2 separate regions of the Homo sapiens genome follow, and region 2 is linked to region 1. A link is an interaction called in ENCODE POLR2A ChIA-PET data of the cell type or tissue named here. Cell type or tissue: Panc1. All regions are shown on one strand. Links, peaks and the distances in the headings refer to the core of each region. The heading gives the core; the rest is flanking DNA.

The links. ChIA-PET counts read pairs that join two places held together with the same protein. Peaks named below come from ENCODE experiments on the same cell type or tissue, not always from the same donor. Only the 100,000 strongest peaks of a DNase experiment are listed, where the experiment ranks them.
Region 2: POLR2A ChIA-PET joins it to region 1 with 8 read pairs; 3 of 35 experiments call an interaction of 5 or more read pairs at or near these places.

What each region holds. Positions count from the first base shown.
Region 1 is chr7:101,414,804-101,420,175 of GRCh38, forward strand. It overlaps COL26A1 (collagen type XXVI alpha 1 chain), which reads left to right. Exons shown (of 13, transcript NM_001278563.3): 2 at 5,174-5,296. Among named protein-coding and RNA genes, the nearest start is that of COL26A1, 55 kb to the left of the region's middle. In Panc1, for the core only: no CTCF peak of the experiment used is centred there; no DNase peak of the experiment used is centred there; H3K27ac peaks cover 588 bases.
Region 2 is chr7:101,274,781-101,280,152 of GRCh38, forward strand. No RefSeq gene overlaps it. Among named protein-coding and RNA genes, the nearest start is that of LNCPRESS1, 22 kb to the right of the region's middle. In Panc1, for the core only: no CTCF peak of the experiment used is centred there; no DNase peak of the experiment used is centred there.

The sequences.
Region 1 (5,372 bases), core at 248-5,247:
GGAAGGGCCTAGGCTGCTGAAGTCTCCCACAGTTTCAGGACCTTTTTAATTGGCAGAGGTGGAATTCACAGTTTGTACTGGGTAGGTGGGATCCCGCCAGTCCTCGGGTCAGGAAGACTAGACTCCCTTTGCAGCTCAGCCTGTGGTTTGAGCTGTAGCTATGGGCAATGAAGTTTAACCTCTTAGACTTTCTTTTCCATCTGCAAACTAGGACTGTCTTTAAGCTGTTAGATTCCTTTGTAGGGTTTAAGTAACCAGTTGATTAAGAATGATGCCTTGATTTTGGTAATGCTGCATGATTTACACACTACTGACTGGGATGTGTTCATTTAGTCCTGATCATAACCCCCCCCCTTTTTTTTTTTGAGACGGAGTCTCTCTCTCTGTCGCCCAGGCTGGAGTGCCGTGGTGCGATCTTGGCTCACTGCAACCTCCGCCTCTCAGGTTCAAGCGACTCTTCTGCCACAGCCTCCCCAGTAGCTGGGATTACAGGCGCCCTCCACCATGCCCGGCTAATTTTTTGTATTTTTAGTAGAGACTGGGTTTCACCATGTTGGCCAGACTGGTCTCGAACTCCTGACTTCAGATGATCTACCCGCCTTGGTTTCTCAAAGTGCTGTGTTTACAGGCGTGAGCCACTGTGCCCAGCCTCATCATAACCTTAAAAGTTAGATTTTAAATATAACTGAGGCTCAGAGAAGGGACATCACTCTGCCTAAGTCATACAGCAGGTTTGTGGCAGAACCTGGTTTTAAACTAGGTTTCCTGGTGCCTGTGAGAAGAGGGCTCAACTTTTCACTACTTTCCCTTTTCTTCCATGTTTTTGTTTTGTTTTGTTTTGTTTTGAGACAGGGTCTGGCTCTGTCATCCAGACTGGAGTGCAGTGGTGCGATCATAGCTCTCTCCAGCCTTGATCCCTGATCTCAAGCGATCCTCCTGCCTCAGCCTCCCGAGTAGCTGGGACCACAGGCATGTGCCACCATGCCTGGCTAATTTTTACTTTTTATTGTATAGAGATGGGGTCTTGCCGTGTTGCCCAGGTTAGTCTGGAACTTCTGGGCTCAAGTGATCCTCCCACCTCAGCCTTCCAAAGTGCTGGGATTATAGGCGTGAGCCACTGCACCCAACCCCTTTCACGTATTTTTGAGTGTGCTAGTACTGGTAATATGTATTTTCCTAGAAAATTGTCCAGTAGTCAGGATTTTTGAAATTTTTTGATGTAAGATTATACCTAATATTTGCTTATACATTTAAATCTCTATATGGAATTTTTTTTTCTTGTTCTTCATGTCTATTAAACCTGAGTTTAGCAGGGCATGGTGGCACACGCCTGGAATCCCAGCCCTTTGGGAAGCCGAGGTGGGACGATCACCTGAGCCCAGGAGTTTGAGACCAGCCTGGGCAACATAGCTAGACCCTGTTTCTACAAAAATGCAAAAGTTAGCCAGCATGTTGGCGCACACCTGTGGTCCCAGCTATCTGGGAGGCTGAGATGGGAGGATTGCATGAGCCCAGGAGGTTGAGGCTGTGGTGAGCCATGATCATGCCACTACACTCCTGACCTCAAGTGATCCACCCACCTCGGCCTCCCAAAGTACTGGGATTACAGGCATGAGCTACCACACCCAGCCTGAACTCATGTCTTTCTTCAGCTCTTGTAAATTTTCTTGTTATTTCTTCAAGTACATGCTTCTCTTTGTTCTTTTTTGATCATGCCTTCCAGAGCTACTACTATATAGATGTTGGTCCTTGGTCTTCCTCTAGGTCCCTTGTTGCCTGTTTCTGCCTGTTTTCCATCTCCTTTTCTTTTTGCAGTGGCTACTGGGAAAGGTCACAGCTTAGATTTGCAGCTCATCGGTTTGCCCTTTAGCTGTTTCCATTCTGTTTTTCATAGTCATACATTTCACTTCTAAGATAATGCATTTTTTTAATTTCATTTTTTTTGTGTGTGTATGTCACAGGGTCTTGCTCTGTCACCCAGTGTGGAGTGCAGCGGTGCGATCATGGCTCACTGCAGTCTCAAACTCCTGTGCTCCAGCGATCCTCCTGCCTCAGCCTCCTGAGTAGCTGGGACCACAGGCATGTCAGGGACCATGCCTGGCTAATTTTTGTATATTTTTGTAGATACAGTGTTTCACCATGTTGCCCAGGCTGGTCTAAACTCCTGGGGTCAAGCTATCCACCCGCCTCAGCCTCCCAAAGTGCTGGGATTACGGGTGTGAGCCACCATGCCTGGCCAGAATTTTTTAGTGAGTGATACATTGTCTTATTTCTTTGAGGACATTAATTATGCTTTAAAAAATTATCTCCATCTATTTGCTTTACTATTTTTTAAGGGGATGTGATTTATTGCCTGTTGAGTTGGTGCCTTTCTTCCATGATACTGGCCTTTTTTCCTCAAATAATTTGAAAGTCTTGGTATCTGGGGTTTTCCATTAGCTTGTTTCTGTTTCCTGAGAATTTGTCTGTTGGTGGGCTGGAGGTATGGATGAAGAATGGGAAACGAGTGTGTAAGAATTCATTTATCTGTCTGACTTTGAGAGTGACCCTGTTTCTCCTGGAGGTCACAAGCTTTTTTTTTTTTTTCTTTTTTCCATCCCCCAAGACTGAAAGGTCACCAGTTTTTGAGGTCAGCCAGCACCCACTCCTGTGACCATACCTACCTTAGGACAGGTGAATCCAATGCCTAATATCTTTTTTTTTTTTTTTTAAATAGAGACAGGGTCTCGCTCTGTCACCCAGGCCAAAGTGCAGTGGCACTATCATATCTATGTATCTCTACATATCTATAGATACAGGTATATCTATATATCTAGACATAGATATAGAGATATATCTCTATATCTAGACATAGATATAGAGATATATCTCTATATCTAGACATAGATATAGAGATATATCTATAGATATCTATATCTATAATATATTTATATCTTGAGATGGAGTCTTACTCTGTCATCCAGGCTAGAGTGCAGTGGTGCGATCTCGGCTCACTGCAACTTCTGCCTCCTGGGTTCAAGTGATTCTCCCGTCTCAGCCTCCCAAGTAGCTGGGTCTACAGGTGTGTGCCACCAAGCCTGGCTATTTGTTTTTGCATTTTTAGTAGAGACAGGGTTTCTCCATGTTGGCCAGGCTGGTCTCGAACTCCTGACCTCAGGTGATCCGCCCACTTTGACCTCCCAAAGTGCTGGGATTACAGGCATGAGTCACCATGCCCAGTCGTATATATATACTTTTTGTAGAGACAAACAGGATCTTGCTATGTTGCCCAGGCTAGTCTAGAATTCCTAAGCTCAAGCGATTCTCCCACCTTGGCCTCCCAAAATGCTGGGATTATGAGTGTGAGCCACCGCACTCAGCCTCCAATGCCTGATTCCTGAAACCAGCAGGGACAAGGACCCGGGTCCTACCTGTCCAGCTCTTTCTATGGTGGTCCCCTAACCAATCTCTCTGATGGTCACCTTTGGGTCCCTCTCTACCTCCTCATCTGCATCTGTGCCCCCATGTGGCTCCTAGCTTCAGCCCCGGTCCTCTTTTGTGTGTTTCTGGCTGTGATTTTTGCCTTCAATGTGGGCCCATCTACTTTCTGTCTCTTAGGGACCCCTCCAAATGTCTGGCCCATTGCTTCTCTCTTTCCAATGCCCTTGAGGACTTTTTTTCTTATTTTATTTTATTATTATTTTTAGACAGGGTCTCGCTCTGTCACCCAGGCTAGAGTGCAGTGGCATGATCACAGCTTACTGTAGCCTCAACCTCCTGGGCTCAAGTGATACTCCTGCCTCAGCCTCTTGAGTGGCTAGGACTATAGGCGTGTGCCACCACAGGTAATTTTTAAATATTTTTGTAGAGATGGGGTCTCGCTATGTTGCCCAGGCTGGTCTCAAACTCCTGGGCTCAAGTGATCCATCCTCCTCGGACCCCAAAAGTGCTGAGCCACCACCCGGCCAGGGACTTATTTTTTAATTTTCAATTTCTAGGCTATGGGGATGGGAGGAGGAGGTGGGAGCACCTTAACCTGATCCCGTATTGTTTGTGTACGTCCCTTCCTCTTTCCTCCTCTCCACTGCCCAAGCTTGCTGCCCCTTGCTTCTTGTACTCTGAAGGCATTTATTCCCTAGCCCGGCAGGTCACATGTCTCTTCCTTTCTCCTGGCTCCTCCCCTTCCTTCAGCCTTCTGGCTCTTTCTTTCTTTCTCTCTCTCTCTCTCTCTGGCTCTTTCCCTTCCTCCCTCCCTCCCTCTCTCCTTCTCTCTCTCTTTCTCTCTCATTCCTCCTCCCCTCCCCTCCCCTCCCCTCCCCTCCCCTCCCCTCTTCTCCCTTCCTCTCCTCCTCTCTTCAGGGTTTCACTCTGTTGCCCAGGCTGTAGTGAAGTAGCATGATCATAGCCACTATGATCCTGGGCTCAAGCCATCCCCTGCCCCAGCCTCCTGAGTAGCTGGGACTACATGTGTGTGCCACCACGCCTGGGCTAATTTTTTAATTTTTATTTTGTAGAGGCAGGGTCTCACTATGTGGCTCAGGCTGATCTTGAACTCCTGGGCTCAAGAGATCCTCCTGCCTCAGCCTCCTAAAGTGCTAGGATTACAAGTGTGAGCCACTGTGCCTGGCCTGGCCACTTCCCATTGCAGGCAAGTCTCTAGACTTGCCGTGGTCTCTCTCCGCTCTGTGCCTGTTACACCGCTGCTTCCCCTGCTGGCTTCGTCCCCTCTCACGGCCCCCACACATTGGTCAGTTGGTCGGTTGGTCGGTTGGCTAACTTATCTTGCACTACTCAGCTGGTGGCCTCAGGGCCTGCTGGGCGAGATGCCCTGCTCCGTTCCTGTAGCTTGTGTGTTCACCACGTGGTGGAACGTGTTACCTGCTGTTCCTATGGACTGTGTCATCTCCTCTCCCCACCAGGGTGAGATTTCCACGGGCAGGGCTGAGTCTTTCTCACCAATTCCACACTGAGTGGTCAGTGACGGGAATGATGCCAGGGCTTGGTGGCCAAGGGTTGCAAGTGTTCTCTCTTCCCCTCAGACCGAGACAGAGGGTCTCAGTGGGCCCCCCATCCAAGAGAGCGAGCCTCCACCCCAGGTTTGCGGGGGCCCCTCCCTGTCCAGCACGGCCCCCTGACCCGAAGTTGGCAGCTCTGGGAACAGGCAGGGCTCATGTGACTGTTGCTCTCTCCACAGGCACTGGTGCCATCACACAGTGACACGGACGGTGTCCTGCCAGGTGCAGAATGGCTCGGAGACGGTGGTCCAGCGCGTGTACCAGAGCTGCCGGTGGCCGGGGCCCTGCGCCAACCTCGTAAGGTAAAGGCCGCTGGGCTAGGCTGCTCTGCCCTTCCCTCCCATTCCCTCGGACAAAACCAGTCCCAGGATGGCTCTG
Region 2 (5,372 bases), core at 289-5,288, 140 kb before region 1:
ACAGGCGCCCGCCACCACGCTCAGCTAATTTTTTGTATTTTTAGTAGAGACAGCGTTTCACCGTGTTAGCCAGGATGGTCTTGATCTCCTGACCTCGTGATCCGCCCACGTAGGCCTCCCAAAGTGCTGGGATTACAGGCGTGAGCCACCGCGCCTGGCCAGTAATGTGTATTTCAAAGATACATTAGGAGGATGCCAGTTTATCTTTGTTTTATATTTTCAAAAACAGAGATTTAAAGAGGACGGGCTAGAGCTCTTGCATTCAGCTTCTCATTTCATAAGGGAAGAATCAGGCATATGTCTTGTGTTGAAGCAACACACACACACACACACACACACACACACACACACACACACAACGCGTTGTTTGGCGAAAGTCGGACCAGAAGAAAGCTTTCTCTAATCCTCATCAACTGATTGCTTCTCTCCTACCAGCCTCGTTCCTTGTCCTTGGACCAGCATTCTAAGTCTTCCAAAATACATTCTTGCCTCTCCCTACAGTAACTCTCCCATTGAGTTCTTAATAGAGGTGAGTTAGGTTTTGCAGATTTCTGGCTCCTCGCTCTGCTTAGAGAAGCCAGAAAGAGGCCGGGCACGGTGGCTGATGCCTGAAATCCCAGCATTTTGGGAGGCTGAGGCAGGTGGATCACGAGGTTAGGAGTTCAAGACCAGCCTGACCAACATGGTGAAACTCCGTCTCTACTAAAAATACAAAAATTAGCTGGGTGTGATGGTGCATGCCTGTAATTCCAGCTGCTCAGGAGACTGAGGCAGGAGAATCACTTGAACCCGGGAGGCGGAGGTTGCAGTAAGCCAAGATTGTGCCATTGCACTCCAGCCTAGGCGACAGTGAGACAAAAAAAAAAAAAAAAAAAAAAAAAAAAAAAAAGAAGATGTCTGGAACTTTCCCAGATATCTCTTTCTTTCCTTGTCTGTGTCCCCTAGGCCTTGGGGTTAGGACTCAGAGCTGGGATTCCTCTGTAGGCAAGGACCAATCCTGATTCTTATTCCTTCCATATAAGCAATAATTCCATTTCTAATGTCTAAACTTAGGTTGATTTTCCACTGGGAGTTATAGCAAGAGCCACGGGTTTCTGAGAAGGGGTGAGGGATGCTTTAGGCTGCAATAGCAGAAATCTGCCTAGAAAATAAAGACACGTGACTTACAGATCAGAGACTGGAAGTGGGGGGTCCAGGATAGGTATGGTGGCTCAACGCTCTCATAGAGGACGTAGGCTCTGCCATCCTTAGTGTGTGGGCTTTTCCCCTTGGTCTTGTTGCCTCATGGTCTCAAGATGGTCCAGATCCCAGCCATCTCCCCATACTTTTGTTGTTGTTGTTGTTGTTGAGACAAAGTCTCACTCTATTGCCCAGGCTGGAATGTAGTGGCGTGATCTCAGCTCACTGCAACCTCTGCTGCCCGGGTTCAAGTGATTCTCCTGCCTCAGCCACCCAAGTAGCTGGGATTACAGGCACCTGCCACTGCGCCCAGCTAATTTTTGTTGTTTTTTTGTTTGTTTTTGTTTTTTGGAGACGGAGTGTTACTCTGTCACTCAGGCTAGAGTGCAGTGGCGCCATCCCGGCTCACTGCACCTCCGCCTCCGAGGTTCAAGTGATTCTCCAGCCTCATCCTCCTGAGTAGCTGGGATTACAGTCATGTGCCACCATGCCCTGCTAATTTTGTATATTTAGTAGAGACGGGGTTTCACCATGTTAGCCAGGCTGATCTCGAACTCCCGGCCTCAGGTGATCCGCCCACCTCGGCCTCCCAAAGTGCTGGGATTACAGGCGTGAGCCACCTCTCCTGGCAAGTGGGACGGCATGCTGCATGGGCCGGGAATCCCCATATGTTTCACCAGCACAGCTAAGTCATCTGCCCACTTTTAAGCCAACTGACAGCCAAGGGAACGAGCGGCAAACTGGCAGCAGTGACACCCACAGGCAGAAGGCAGCCCAGGGTTGGCTTGTCTCGGCCTTTTGTGGAGTCCCAACTCTGTTGTCACCCTCTCCTCCTTTATCCTCTTGCCAAAGCCAAGCTCATTTTCCCTCCACAATGAGGGGATTTTCTCCATGGTATAGCTGATTTTGGTTTTGCTTCAACGGCCAAGTTTCTTCTCCAGTGTAATTTCGGCCAGCACACTGGTCCGACCAGGCCCTACTTGCCCTCAGGACATCTTGTGGCTTACTAATTCTACTGTCTGCTTTTTCCGCCCCAGTTTCCAAAAGGGAATTGGCTGGCCTGGGTGACTTCCCTAAATTTTTGAGCCAGATGACTTCAAAAATCATTGGCCAGCCTATATGGGATCCTGGTCCAGTGAACTGTATATTTGGGGACTTGGTGGGTGGAAGAGAGGCAGGGTCACATGGTGTCACACAGCTGCCTGGGCAGCGGTTTCCATGGAGGGGCCAGGGGTAGCACAGGTGATGGTGCAATGGCCTAGGGCATCCATAGAGGGTTCTCAGAGCCCAATAACTGTACTAGACAACAAGGCTGCTCTGTCGGGAAGAGAGACCAAGTGGAAGAACATGAGGCACCAGTCACGTGACTGCAAAAGCCACTTTGGACATTTCAGCCCCAATAGCTGCTGCGAGAACAGGAGGCCTCAGACATAGTGGAGCAGAAATAAACCAGAATACAAGACTCACGAAACTGAGGGCATCATCACATTCTTGAGTCCGAACGGCCTCAAGGCTTCCATGGCTCGAGAACGTCCCCCAGTTCCCACAGCAGAAATTCCAGTGCCTGTGGGTAGAAAACTTGAGTTCCCTCATGAACATGGCTTTAATAGGGATTGGAAGTGTTTCTTGCCTACTAGACTTAGGATCTTGGGAAACTTTTTGGCTTTGACAGGCTGAAGAAGGGACTGTGGAGGTAGGACTATTTCTTTCTTATTCTTTTTCCTTTCTTTCTTTTTTTTTTTTTTTTGAGACGGAGTCTCGCTCTATCACCCAGGCTGGAGTGCAGTGGCACGATCTCAGCTCACTGCAACCTCCATCTCCCAGGTTCAAGCAATTCCAGGCAGGACTATTTCAAGATAGCCATGTAACAGACAGAAAACGGGCTGGTTCTTCCAGCAAATGGAATTTTAAAATTCCTCAATGGGGCCGGGCGCGGTGGCTGACACCTGTAATCCCAGCATTTTGGGAGGCCAAGGCGGGCGGATCTTGAGGTCAGGAGATCGAGACCATCCTGGCTAACATGGTGAAACCCCATCTCTACTAAACATACAAAAAATTACCTGGGCATAGTGGTACGCACCTGTAGTCCCAGCTACTTGGGAGGCTGAGGCAGGAGGAGAATCGCTTGAACCCGGGAGGTGGAGGTTGTAGTGAGCCGAGTTCATGCCACTGCACTCCAGCCTGGGAGACAGAGCAAGACTCCGTCTCAAAAAAAAAAAAAAATTAGCCAGGTATGGTGATGTGTGCCTGTAGTCCCAGCTACTCAGGAAGCTGAGATGGGAGGATCACTTGAGCCCAGGAGGTCAAGGCTGCAGTGAATTATAATCATGCCACTGCATTCCAGCCTGGGCAACAGAGCAAGACCCCATCTCTTAAAAAAAAAGAAAGTTACCACTTTGGGGAAATTGCAGACTCTAAGCCTAAACTCTACTGGCCCGATACACATGGCAAAATATTTGGTCAGGATTCTGGAAGAATATCAAAGAATTCACAGGGCAGAGGAAAGCTTTGAATATTATGAATGAGGGAAAATTTCCATTCATCTCATAATTCATACTAGAGAGACTCCCAATGAATGGCACCAGCGGAGGAAAATCCTCAGACGGAGGCAAGCAGTTATCGGAGATGCGAAAATCACAGGGGAGGACGTGGCACAGAATAGCGTGGAACCCACGTCACAGCTTGCGCCCAAGAGCATCACACGGGAGAGAACCTGCGTCCTCAATGAACGGCGTTCCAAAAAAGCACAACCGCACCAAGCATCAGATAAGCCATTCTGAGCTCAGTCTTTGGAATGTAATGAATTGGGGGTGGTGATCATTTGAGAAGAAATCAGCCCTTATTCATCAGCTGATGATTCCCACTGGAGAGAGGGCGGGTGCTCGTCACGGATGACGAAGCTCTGGGGGTGCTCCGATCACATATAACACAAGAGGCTGCAGAGGGGACCCAAGGGGGGCTGTCAGGGGGCCTCAGGGTACACGTGACATAAAACGGTTACAAGAGGAAAACATGATGAAAAGGGCAAATTTAGAAAGTGATTTCAGGCTGGGCACTGTGGCTCGCACCTGTAATCCCAGAACTTTGGGAGGCTGAGGTGCGGCGGGGCAGGGGAATCACTTGAGGCCAGGAGTTCAAGACAAGCCTGGGCAACATAGCAAGACCCCATCTCTACCAAAAATCAAACATAAATCAATAAAACATTTTTAAAAGCTTTTCTTTTTTGGAACTTGTCCTGTTAGCACCAGCAATGGCTGTGGGGAATGCAGACACCCTTTGGGGGAGTTTGCTCAGATGACACAGTCGTGCACATGTGATCCTTGGGGCAACTCACAGGGGTGCCCTAATGCCATGTACAAGAATCCAGGCCCAGGCCAGGCGCCGTGGCTCACGCCTGTAATCCAGCATTTTGGGAGGCTGAGGCGGGCAGATCACCTGAGGCCAGGTGTTCCAGACCAGCCTGGCCAACATGTTGAAACCCCGTCTCTACTAAAAATACAAAAATTAGCCATGCATGGTGGTGTGTGCCTGTAGTCCCAGATACTTGGGAGGCTGAAGCAGGAGAATCACTTGAACCCAGGAGGCAGAGGCGGAGGTTGCAGTGAGCCGAGATCACACCACTGCACTCCAGCCTGGGTGACAGAGTGAGAATCTGTCTCAAAAAAAAAAAAAAAGAGGCTCGTGGCCTCTGGGGAACACGCCCCATGAGAAACTGTGGTGGTGGCTGCTTCGTTCATTCCTTCATTCTTTTCATATCTTTGGAGCATCTGTTCTGTGCCTGGCACTACTCTGTGGGGGGATAGAGGACAGGGCAACCTTGGGGGTCAGAGGAGGGTCAGGGAAGTAGCAGCTGCTATTTCAGATTACAGGTGTGTGTGTGTCCCAAGGTTCCAGAGGGGAGGGAGCTTAGGTGGGGGCTCTGGGAAAGAGGGAGGAAGACCCTGATCTAATGACTGCCTACCACGTGTCAGGCTGGCAGGCGATGTCTCACAGCAACCCTGCAAGCTTGGTCCTGTTTTCTGCACTTTGCAAATGGAGAAAATAAGGCACATGTACAGCTGGTAAGTGGTAGAGTCGGTACTGAGACTGGGTTGGCCTCACTCCAAATCCCATTTCTCTTATTTATTTATTTATTTTTAATTTTTATTTTTTTCTGAGATGGAGTCTTGCTCTGTCACCCAGGCTGGAGTGCA